Linked DNA regions of Homo sapiens: region 2 is linked to region 1. Evidence: chromatin loops called from intact Hi-C (ENCODE). Cell type or tissue: ovary. All regions are shown on one strand. Each heading gives the region's core, and the rest is flanking DNA. Links, peaks and the distances in the headings are about the cores only.

What was found. Hi-C counts contacts between places; a loop is a spot of excess contacts. Peaks named below come from ENCODE experiments on the same cell type or tissue, not always from the same donor. Only the 100,000 strongest peaks of a DNase experiment are listed, where the experiment ranks them.
Region 2: a loop joins it to region 1, with 2.7 times the contacts of the local background. A loop is called at or near these places in 22 of 110 quality-filtered maps.

What each region holds. Positions count from the first base shown.
Region 1 is chr21:45,135,116-45,140,488 of GRCh38, forward strand. All of the region lies in intron 2 of ADARB1 (adenosine deaminase RNA specific B1), which reads left to right. Among named protein-coding and RNA genes, the nearest start is that of ADARB1, 63 kb to the left of the region's middle. RefSeq lists an enhancer at 3,559-3,853. In ovary, for the core only: CTCF peaks have their summits at 2,131 (motif pointing left), 2,331 and 3,661 (motif pointing left); DNase peaks (open chromatin) are centred at 2,166 and 3,690.
Region 2 is chr21:45,818,242-45,823,614 of GRCh38, forward strand. All of the region lies in intron 4 of PCBP3 (poly(rC) binding protein 3), which reads left to right. Among named protein-coding and RNA genes, the nearest start is that of PCBP3-AS1, 15 kb to the right of the region's middle. RefSeq lists an enhancer at 3,514-4,199. In ovary, for the core only: a CTCF peak has its summit at 2,498 (motif pointing left); DNase peaks (open chromatin) are centred at 1,670, 2,510, 3,620 and 4,380.

The DNA.
Region 1 (5,373 bases), core at 124-5,123:
GGGCAGACCTGCTCTAAGGGGCCTGCTTGCTGATGGGGCCTTGTCTGGATTGCCAGTTCTACTAATTCTGGAATTGGAAGTTCTCATGGAGGACTGTGTGCTGGGTAGGATTTCCAGATCCCAAGATGCTTTGGCTGCATTCAAACCCACAGGGCAGAGAGAGCCCTCCGCCCTGTTCCTTGGCAGAGGCCTCCACACTCCGTGTGCTGACCGGCCTGCCAGAATGACAACAACTGTCAGCTGTCTGCATCCTCCTGGCACCCCTTAGTGTGGCTGCATACTGAGGGGAGTTAAAACCATAAACAGGTGGAGAATATCTCCTTCCAGGGAATCTCAGAGGACTCAGTGATTTAAGAGGAAAAGACCAAACTGCTGCTTTCAGCAGGACCACTGTGTGCTGCCTGCCTGTCAGTGCATACAGATACGGGGTCCTGAGTTGGTGACCTCAAAACCGTGAGCGGTAGATAGACAGAGTAGCCCCTAATGAAGCAGAAAGACTAGAAGAGACAGGACCTAATTTAGGTCGAAAAGCAAAGTGAGGCCTCAGAAGATGAAGGCAGAGTGCGAGAAAGGCTTTCTGGAACTGACAAGTCTGCCATCCACATTTCGAAATGTATTAGAAAAATTGGAAAAAAAACATATGAAGTGTAGAATGTCAGCAGAAAGGTGTGGCCACAGTCAAGAGGGCCCTCTGTGGGTCCTGTGGTCCTGGACTGCAGGTGGGCCCAGTGGAGACTGTGCTGCCCCTCACCCTCCCCGGTGGGTCCTCTGTGATGGGGGTGGGTGAAGCTGAGTGCTGTCCTGAAAATCTGACCATGCACAGCCCCTTTCCAAAGACCCTTCTAATTTTAGAGGCCGCCAGCAGCCACGGGACTAGGCAGCATCAGAGCAGGGACACAATGTGAGTCATATGCGCCTGTGTTCATCCTGTGGTGTCCCTGGGCCCATGGGGGTGGGAGGGATCAGAGGGATCGGAGGGAGGGGAGTAAAACCAGGGGAAGGAGTGGAGGACCACGAACTCCCTCCCCTTCTTGGTGGCCAGCTGCTGTGAGGACTCGCTCTCTTAGGACAGGTCCACTGTCTCTGAGCTCTGGTTCTGGCCTCCTGTCAGGTGCCCTCGTGCGGGAATGAGTGAGGGACAGCAGGGCAGGCTTTCCAGGCTTCCAGCAAGCTCTACATGATGGGTGGGGAGACCCTGCTCTTAAAAACATGTGGACCCTTAGCATTCTTCTTCCTCAGACCTGGGGCCTCAGCCTAAGCTGAGATGACAGGGAAGAACTACAGATACACCAGATTTAGGGAAAATAACGTCAAGTGGTGCAGACAAGTGGAACTGCTGCTTGTGAAGTGGGCTGTGGAGTCGTGATGTTTGCTACGCCCGGCACCATGTTTCAGAACCTGTAGCAGCGCTCAAGAGAGAATCATTCCTTTAACAACAAACATGTACTGAGCCCCTGTGGGGAGGCACTGACCGAGGCCTGGGGACAAATGTGGGGACAGACCAGTCCTGTGGGGACAGCTGGCGGGGGTAGAAAACAGTAGAGCTGCCCCACCAGCCAGCGGCTGCTGGGAGAGCAGGGGTGTCCCCGCACCCAGAGGAGGCACCCTGCCGCTCTCCCCCAGGTTGCTTGGTGTGTGCGCTGCAGGGAGAATCCCGCCCCCAGCTGGTGTCCACAGGGGCCAGGGACACTGGTAGGTAGGTGTGGAACAAGGGAGTTTGTGACTTGGGATTGTTTTCTACTTAAAAAATAATCTGAGTAAAGCTTGGTTTAAACAGCATCAAGTTAAAAAAATTCCTAAGAAGTGGTTGGATTCCCAGTTTATATGTGGCTTTAAGGTTCTGAAGAAGTACACAATTAACCACAGAAGTATGACTTGAATAGATAAGAATTTAACAAAATACACACTGTTGGGTGTAAAATCATAAATATCTGAAGTTCTTAGAAATTGGTAATTTTCTTTTAGCTTTGCTGTGCTCTGAGCATGACTAAACTAAAAGTAATGAATCCAGACCTTGAAGACTGGTGTGTGTGTAAAAGGCAAGAAGTGAGAAGATTCACGTGTAGATCCAGGACAATCTGAATTTACTTCTGTTCAGTAGTTCCCAAAGGCTTTTTCTACATGGAGGGACTCGGAGTGACACAGCAGCTCCCTCTTGTGGGCAGATTCCCCTGTGTAAGGTGCTGGAGGCTGAGGTTCCAGCCTGCAGCCGCTTGTGATCCTGATATGTCGAGAGTTCTGGAAGACTGATGACTGCTGACCCCCTTCTTAACCTACGCCATCGCCATGCTGGTGGTGGGGATGGGGCTCTTGGCCATTCCTGCCCCTTGGCTGCCCTTCCTTGGTCTGAGGGTACGTGGGTGGCCCTTCGGGTGTGCCAGGAGCTTTGTGCTTTAGTGACCAACAGTCCCCTGATGTGTGAAGGCCCATCAATCCGATTTAAAATAAAACATTTGAAGTCTCTTCAGAGGACGGTGTGAGGATGTCTGCGTTCAGTGATGGAGCTTGGCCTCTGCCTTGCCCCTGATTGAGGCTCTGAGGGTTCAGATACAGTCTCTGCCCACTGCATGTGAACAGCCTGGTGGGTGTGGAGGGGAGGAAGCCTGTGATGATGGTGGCACTGTGAGGAAAGTGGGGATGGAAGGAGGTGTGCCCAGGAGGCAGGGCAGGAGAGTTCATGGATGTAGGGTTGCAGCAAGTCTGGAAAGCTGGGTTTGTTTTCCAGGGAGATGGCATGGGAGGTGGGCACCCCAGGCAGGAGGGGCTCTGGATATGACTCCAGAAGCCTGGTGGGCTGGAGGGGAGGGAGAGGCTGGGCCTGCTGGGGGCAGGAAAAGGGCAGACCTGTGCTTAATTTCAATTTCTATGGGAGTGATGCCCTCAAACTTAGAAGGGCTTTTGATGAGAAGCGATAGAGTATAGCTCTTGCCCTCCTCAGTGGCATCACTGATTTTTTAAAATGCATTTTAGATATTTGTATTTCTATATTAATTAGTATTAGGATTGGCTATAAGTGACAGAGATGCAACATAATAGGAGCTTAACCAAGAGAAAGGGCTGCATCCTGCACTTGCTATTGTTTGATTTATGAACTTTAGACATTAACTGTGCACTGTTAGTTCACATGGAGGAGGATTTAGCTCCGTGACGTTTCTCCAACCTTCTTTTCCTGTATCATTTAGGATTGATTCTGGGTGAAGGTCACAGCATGACTCACAGTATCTTACACACCTTGGATGTATATACGCACTTCTTATGTCGTAAGTAATCCAGAGGGAGGAGTTTGCTAGAGCTAGTCCAGAGTTCAGCCATCTTAGGGCTCTGGGTGAGTATCGCTGCAGTACAGCAGCAGCAGCTTTAGACACCACTTCTGTGTTTAAGGCAGGAACAACTGAGAAGGAGCAGGCCGTGGAGCTCTTGTCTATTCCTTTTGTCAGAGACATTGTGGAAGCCCTCAGCATATTTTCACCTGTCTTTCACCAGAACTGTGTCTTTCTCCTTGGCAAGAAGTGTGTTTTGTGGCCAGCTTTAGTCACAAAAGAGACAGAAAATGAGCCTTTCATTTTTGTGGCACCCTTGGTAGAGGGGTAGGGGAAAGGGCTTCAGGACGAGCACTGGATCAGCTTACCAAGCCTGAAACCACGCCCCCTGCTGGTCATCCTAGAGACTGAGTGGCCCATGTGCTCGTGGCCTGTGGGCCCTGGGCGGCCTCTCAGTTTCCTGCATGGAAGGCAGCAGAAGCACTTATCTGGCCCTCAGCTCCTCGGTGGTGTCAGTTTGTCTGACCTCTGTCAGTTTGTTGTCTTCTTTTTTTTTTTTTTTTAAGACAGAGTCTCGCTCTGTTGCCTAGGCTGGAGTGCAGTGGCACAATCTTGGCTCACTGCAAGCTCCGCCTCTCGGGTTCAAGCGATTCACCTGCCACAGCCTCCTGAGTAGCTGAGACTACAGGCGCATGCCACCATGCCTGGCTAATTTTTGTAGTTTTTGTAGAGACGGGGTTTTGCTGTGTTGCCCAGGCTGGTCTTGAACTCCTGGGCTCAGGTGATCCACCCATCTCAGCCTCCCACTGTGCTGGGATTACAGGCGTGAGTCACTGCTCCCAGCCTTGTTTGTCTTCTGTGTTACCAAAGTAGAAAACTTCTTCTGTTCTGTAACCTTGGTTCAATCAAAGTTCCAAATTCATAAATGGCACTTATATTATTATGACGATTGCTGAAAGTCATGCCACAGTTTAATTTGCTTTATACTTGGATTTGGTATACTTGATTTTTTGGTTCTGTTTTCTCTTTTTCCTGATTTCCTTGATTTTTTTGGTTCCGTTTTCTCTTTCTCCTGGTTTCCTTGATTTTTTGGCTCCGTTTTCTCTTTTTCCCATATTCTTGCCTGGCATGGAGTGGTAGAGCAGAGTGGGGAATGGAGTTGAGTTTGGATCCAGCGGTCGAGCAAGTGTCTCAACTCCCATGCTCAGCTTCCTCCTCTGTCACGTGGGGCAGGGAAGGTGCCTGTCGGGCGCAGCGAGCGTGGTGAGTGGTAGTGTGGGGCCGCGTGCGCCCGTGGGCCCTGAGCATCAGCACTTCTGCCTCTCCGTGTTCTCTTGTTGAGAGGGACCACTGCCTTTCTTATGCTATCGCCAGCCTTTTCCAGCTTATTCATTCTGTTTCTTGGAACCCATTTAATTCATTCTTCTTGAAATATGTGTATTTTCTATTTTATTTCAAATTGAGACTTACCTTTCTTATAGAATTTGTTTTCTTCTGGGATCTCTTGATTTTTTTAAAATTGGATTTACTGAGGTAAAATGTACAGACAATAAAACTCTTTTTTTTTTTTTTTTTTTTTTTTTTTGACACAGAGTTTCGCTCTTGTCACCCAGGCTGGAGTGCAATGGCATGATCTCTACTCACTGCAACCTCTGCCTTCCAGGCTCAAGCGATTCTCCTGCCTCAGCCTCCCTAGTAGCTGGGATTACAGGCGCCCGCCACCATGCCCGGCTAATTTTGTATTTTTAGTAGAGATGGGGTGTTGCCATGTTGGCCAGGCTAGTCTCAAACTCCTGACCTCGGGTGATCCACCCACCTCAACCCAGCCAAAAATCATTCTTCTAAAGTGTGCACTCTAATATATTCTGACAAATGTATGCCAGTGCCACACCACCAAGCAGCTGAGGTAGAGAATATTCTTACCCCAAAAAGTTTCCTCTTACCCCGTGCAGATGTCCTACCCATCAGGGCCCAGGGCGACCTTGTCTGATGTTGATGTCCCATCAGATGGTTTGTATTCAGCAGAGCACCTAGACCAGGCTGTGAGGTACAGGTCCGCCCCTGGCAGCCCATGCCTTGTAGCTTCTGGGTGGCTCCTGGCTTGGTTGCTGTG
Region 2 (5,373 bases), core at 319-5,318, 680 kb after region 1:
CGATCTCCTGACCTCATGATCTGCCCGCCTCGGCCTCCTAAAGTGCTGGGATAACAGGTGTGAGCCACCGCGCCGGCCTGGTTCATTGTTATTCACGGATGGTCATAGTTTGCATTGGGGCTCACTGTGTTGAACACAGGTTTTGACAAGTGTCCAGTGACACGTGTCCCTGTCATTACTGTGTCATACAGAAGAGCTCCACTGCCCCCATGCGCTTCACGTACTCACTCCTCCCGTCCCTGAAGCCCCTGGCAACCACTCATGTTTTTATTGTCACTATAGTTTTGCCATTTGCAGAATGTTTTGTAAGAAACTGCCACAGTTTTGTAAGAAACTGCCAAACTACCTTCCCAAGTGGTTGCATCACTTTGCAAACTAAAATCTCTCTAACCGTGAGATCTATTAGTCATGCTCCTTGGTATTTACTCAAAGGATTTGAAAACTTCAGCCTACACAACAACCTGCACACAGATGTTTATAGCAGCTTTGTTTATCATTGCCAACACTTGGAAGCAACCAAGACATCCTTTAGTAGGCAAATGAATACACCAGTGGTGCATCCAGACAGTGGAATATGATTCAGCACTACAAAGAAATGAGCTGTCAAACCATGAAGTGATGCGGAGGAACCTTGAATGCGTGTTACTTAGTGAAAGAGGCCAGCCTGAAAAGGCTGCATGCTATACGATTCCAACTATATGACATTCTGGAAAAGACAAAACTATAAAAATAGTATAAAGATCAGTGGTTGCCAAGAGTTGGGCGGAGAGATGGATGTGTAGGTGGATCACAGAGTACTTTTACTACAGGGAAAATACTCCGGGTGATGCTGTAATGGTGGATGCGTGTCATTACACATTTGCCCAAACCACAGAGTACAGCACCGAGCGTGAGCCCTGCTGTGAACTCTGGACCTGGGGGGTGGTGATGTGCCCACATGGGTTTGGTTGTGACTCATGTACTGCTCTGGTGGCGGGCTGTGGGGGATGGGCCGTGGGGGATGGGGGTATATAGGAAATCTCTGTGTTTTGTGCTCAGTTTGCTGCTCTAAAAAATAAAACCTAAACAAAGCAGTCGGAGTCCCTGAAGACTGTCCTGTGACAGAGCAGGAAGGGCTCCCTTAGCTCTGAGGGAAAGCGCTGGTTATGTATTTGCTCTTCTCCCAAGAACACACAGTCTAATTTTGATCCTCTTTACAGACGGGATGAAGGGCATGTTCATCAAGTAAGCGGATGCAGGTGCAGAGACCACACCTGGCACGACACTGCCGTTGGGCACCCCAAGGCCGAGGCCGGCAGCCACTGTTGTCCCCAGAGTCCATCTGGTTTCTAGAGTGGAAAATGGAAAGGGGTCAAACCGCCCACGCAGCCCTGAAGTCCTTGATGGTAGTGTAGATTCTACAGTCTTCCCCAGGTGCTATCTTGGCTGAGGTGGGGAAGGCTCCTGGGGACTGTACTTGGCCTTTTCTGCCTTAATATCCTGCTCAAGGCCGGGGCCAGAGGGCTTGTCTGGCAGCTGCTGGGCGCCTCTGTCCAGTGCTGTACCAGAACGTCTAGCAGATGGGTGTGCGGGCACAGGGCCTCTGCCAGATGGACTCGGGCCAAGCTCCGTCTGTCATGTTAATTGTGGGTCCATGATGGTGTCTGAGTCCCCTGGAGTGGGCAGGAGCTCAGGCCCCAGACCCAGCCATTGTCTGAAGGTCCAGGGCCTGGCCACTCACTCTGCCCATCATGCTGTCACTCCAGGCAGTTACTCAGGCCCGCTGGGGAAGGTGGGGTGAATGTTTGCTCTACACCGCAGGACTGTTGCGGGTCTTCCCTGGAGACTGGGTCTCCGTTTCAGCCACTGGCTCTGACCCATGGACCAGCTCAGACCTCATCTCCTCTGAAGGGAGTGGCGCTGGCCTTTTCCTGGCTCTCGGCTATGTGTGGGATGATGCTGGCCTTCTCCCGGCTGTCAGGTGTTTTTGGTGTGTCCATGTCAAGTGTATCCGTCCTGGGAACACCCAGTCCGGCTGCCATGGCAGTGGGCACCACGGGCCAGCACACCTTTGCTGCCTGTGAGGTCGTTGCGCCTACCTGGCCCCATGGGCCCCATTTTATCTCGTCGCTTTGCTGTCTGGGAACTTTGTCACCCACGGATAGGAGTGCCAGGCCCAGGAGGATGTCACGCAGTGTTGGCACTTCAGCTTGGCTGCTGTTCTCCCACAATCCTTGTGAGGGCCTGTGATGACCCAGGTCAGGATAGGACAGGTGGCTTGGGTTCTGCGGGCCACACGGTCTGCAGTGTGCGTGGCCTTGACCTGGTGCTGGAAGGCAGCTGCAGACCACGAGTCAAGGAGGGGGTGAGACTGTGCTCCGGGGAAACGTGGATTGTGGATATGGGCAGCCAGCGGGGCCTGCAGACCCCTGGGTTAGAGCCAAGCCCCAGAGGCACCTTGGTTTCTGAGAAGCCAGAGGAGGGAGTTCCTGGGACCTGGGGGATGACCATGGACCTCTGCTGCCACCTCGTGGCAGGGCTGACGTATCTGAGCCACGTCCTTTTCTCCCGGTTTAGAAATATCCTGGTGGGAGGCGCTTTTTCATCCTTGCAGCAGACAGGCAGCTCTGTTGGCCACACGATCTGGGCTGTGTGCCCCGCCTTCAGCAGAGGCCCTCAGGACCCTGCGGGATACAGCCTCGAGAGGACAGAGCCTCAGACTCTGAAGGCCACAGCAGTGATAGCACACCTGTGTCTGAGGAGTGCGTTCTGAGAGGAGACCCGGCCCCTCGTCCTTGTCCATCCATGTGGCTTCTGCAAAGCACCCTTGTCTTGCAGAGCCAGCGAGCCTGGCGTTGTGACCTGGGCTAACTTGGTACCTTTTCTCTTTTTAGAGGCAGAATCCTTTCTTGAGAACAGCATCTTTCAACTCTTGACCTGCTCCCCCTTCCCGGTTCCCACTTTTTGCCTGGCAGGCTGGGAGGGACCCCCTCTCCTGTGCAGCCTCTCCCTAATCCTGGATTCCGCAGGGGCTCCAAGACCCTCAGGGTCGCCAGTGACTCCTGGGTCACACTGGCCCAGCACACACTGAGCTCCAGCCTGATGTCCAGCCCAGGAGGTCCTCAACTGAGGTCCAGTACCCCCCTGCACCACGCTGTGGGCCCCGCACCCTCCCCCAACTCTTTTCTACAACACTCTTCCCCCTGCACCGTGCTGTGGGCCCCGCACCTTCCCCCAACTCTTTTCTAGAACACTCTTCCCCCTGCACCACGCTGTGGGCCCTGTGCCTTCCCCTAACTCATTTCTAGAATACTCTTCCCTGCCTGCACCCTGCTGTGGGCCCCGCCCCCTCCCCTAACTCATTTCTAGAACTCTCTTCCTCACCTGTCTCCCTGGTTCTTGTTCTGGCTTCTCCACGGGACCCTCCTGTCCTCCCGTGTGATGCTGACTGCTCGTGACATGTTGCAGCCTGTCTCTGCTCCCTTCCCTGCTCTTGTCACTTCTTGCTGGTGCTCTGTGGCTGTCATGCAGACTGGGGTTGGGGTTCTGTTCCCTCTACTGTACTGGAGCTCCAGGTCATGGGAGGCAGCAGAGCCCAGCCCTGGCCCTTCGAGCTTCCGTCCTGCAAGCACCGGCAGTGTCAGGGAGGCACCGCCCAGGGGAGGCTCCTCCTTAGGGTGCATTGTCACTCGGCGTTTCCGACACCTGCTCTCATCATTTTCCTACCTTCTCTTTCCTGACAACTTAGCTATTTATCAGACCCCAAAATCATGAGCCTTGAGAAATGATATTCCACATGCTCATCCTCTGGAGGACACCTGGAACTGAGCTTGCTTCCCTGCTCACCCTGGGAAGTGGTTTCACAATGTCCCTCAACGTGTGACTATCACCCATAGCCTCCGGTATCTCTCTGTGTTCAGTGTGAGGCCATTTGCTCGTTTGACCCTTTTGAAGGTCAGGAGAAGCTGGCAGGACTCCTGCAGGCACAGGCACCGGCACCGTCATCCTGGGAGCCATCGGGGTCCTCAGCCCCCACTGCAGCCTGAGCCTTTCCTCTGGCCGCACTGTCCATTTCTTTAGCTCCTCTTTTGCCTTTTCTGGGGCCTTCTCCGGTGTTCTGCGTTCTTTTAAATGTTTCATGGTTAAAACTGGACACATCCCCCAAGAAGCTATAAATCAACCATAGCAAGAACTGATCTCTTTCCAGGTGACTATAAAAATGATTTTTTAAAAATGGTTCTTTAAAAATTGTCAGTTAAGCAGATAACAGACCCAAGACAGGGCCAGGAGAGTGAGGGGCGGATATGGCATGGGACAGGGTTAGGAGAGCAAGGGGTGGACCTGGCATGGGACAGGATTAGGAGAGCAAGGGGCGGACCCAGCACAGGATAGGGCCAGGAGAGCAAGGGGCGGACCCGGCATGGGACAGGGTTAGGAGAGTGAGGGGCGGACCCAGCAGGGGACAGGGTTAGGAGAGTGAGGGACAGGGTTAGGTGCACGAGGGGCAGACCTGGCACAGGACACACCCATCTTGGTTGTGAGTTTCTGACTCTTCTTGGTTTTGGTGACCTTGACTGTCCTGAGCAGGACTAATCAGGCATTTTTCAGGCTATCCCTCTGCTGGGATCTGTCTGATGCTTTTCTCATGGGTACAGGAAGGGGCTATGAGTTTGAGGAGGAAGCCCCCAGAGGTGAAGTACCACTGTCACCCCATGGTATCGGGCACACCCTGTCACTGTGACTCACATGTGAGGCTGACCTGGGCCCTAGCGGGGGGTAAGGTCTTCCCCCTCCATGCTGTCCTCTTATAGGACATCGGTCTGTGCAACCTAAGGGTGAGATAAGATTGTAGTTTTATTCAACTCTTACTTTTAAAATTTTACAAGGACTCACATTGACGTAGTGGGTGAGATTAGAATTAGACTTTTTAACTTTCTGGCCTAAAACTGATTGTACTGGCACCTTTTGTGAAATGACCTCTGCAGTCCCCATGACCCCTCAGGTCAGTCACCTCTGTTCCCTGCATGTCGTCCTCCCCAGCGCCCGCTGGCATGGCTGCTCTGCTGTGCCAGGAACACAGGGTTTCAGAGTTTCAGAAAACGTCGGCCTTAATTCCTTCAGGGGACCTTCCACACTGTGCAGCTCCAGGAGAAGTCCTGCTGGGGATTCGGTTGAGGTGGTGTCTGGTCTCTTCATGAGTGGAAAGTGCAGCCATTTAACCCCCTTGACCTCCCACCCCAGGCGTGGACTTTCCGCTGTGCAGATTCCCTTTCATGTCCCGCAGAACCACGCGTGTCCGTTCTTCTGAGAGTTTTTTCCTGGTCCTCACACAGTGTGTGGGCTTGGCATGGGCTGCGATCTTTGGCTCTGTGATTCACTGACTCACCCAAAGGG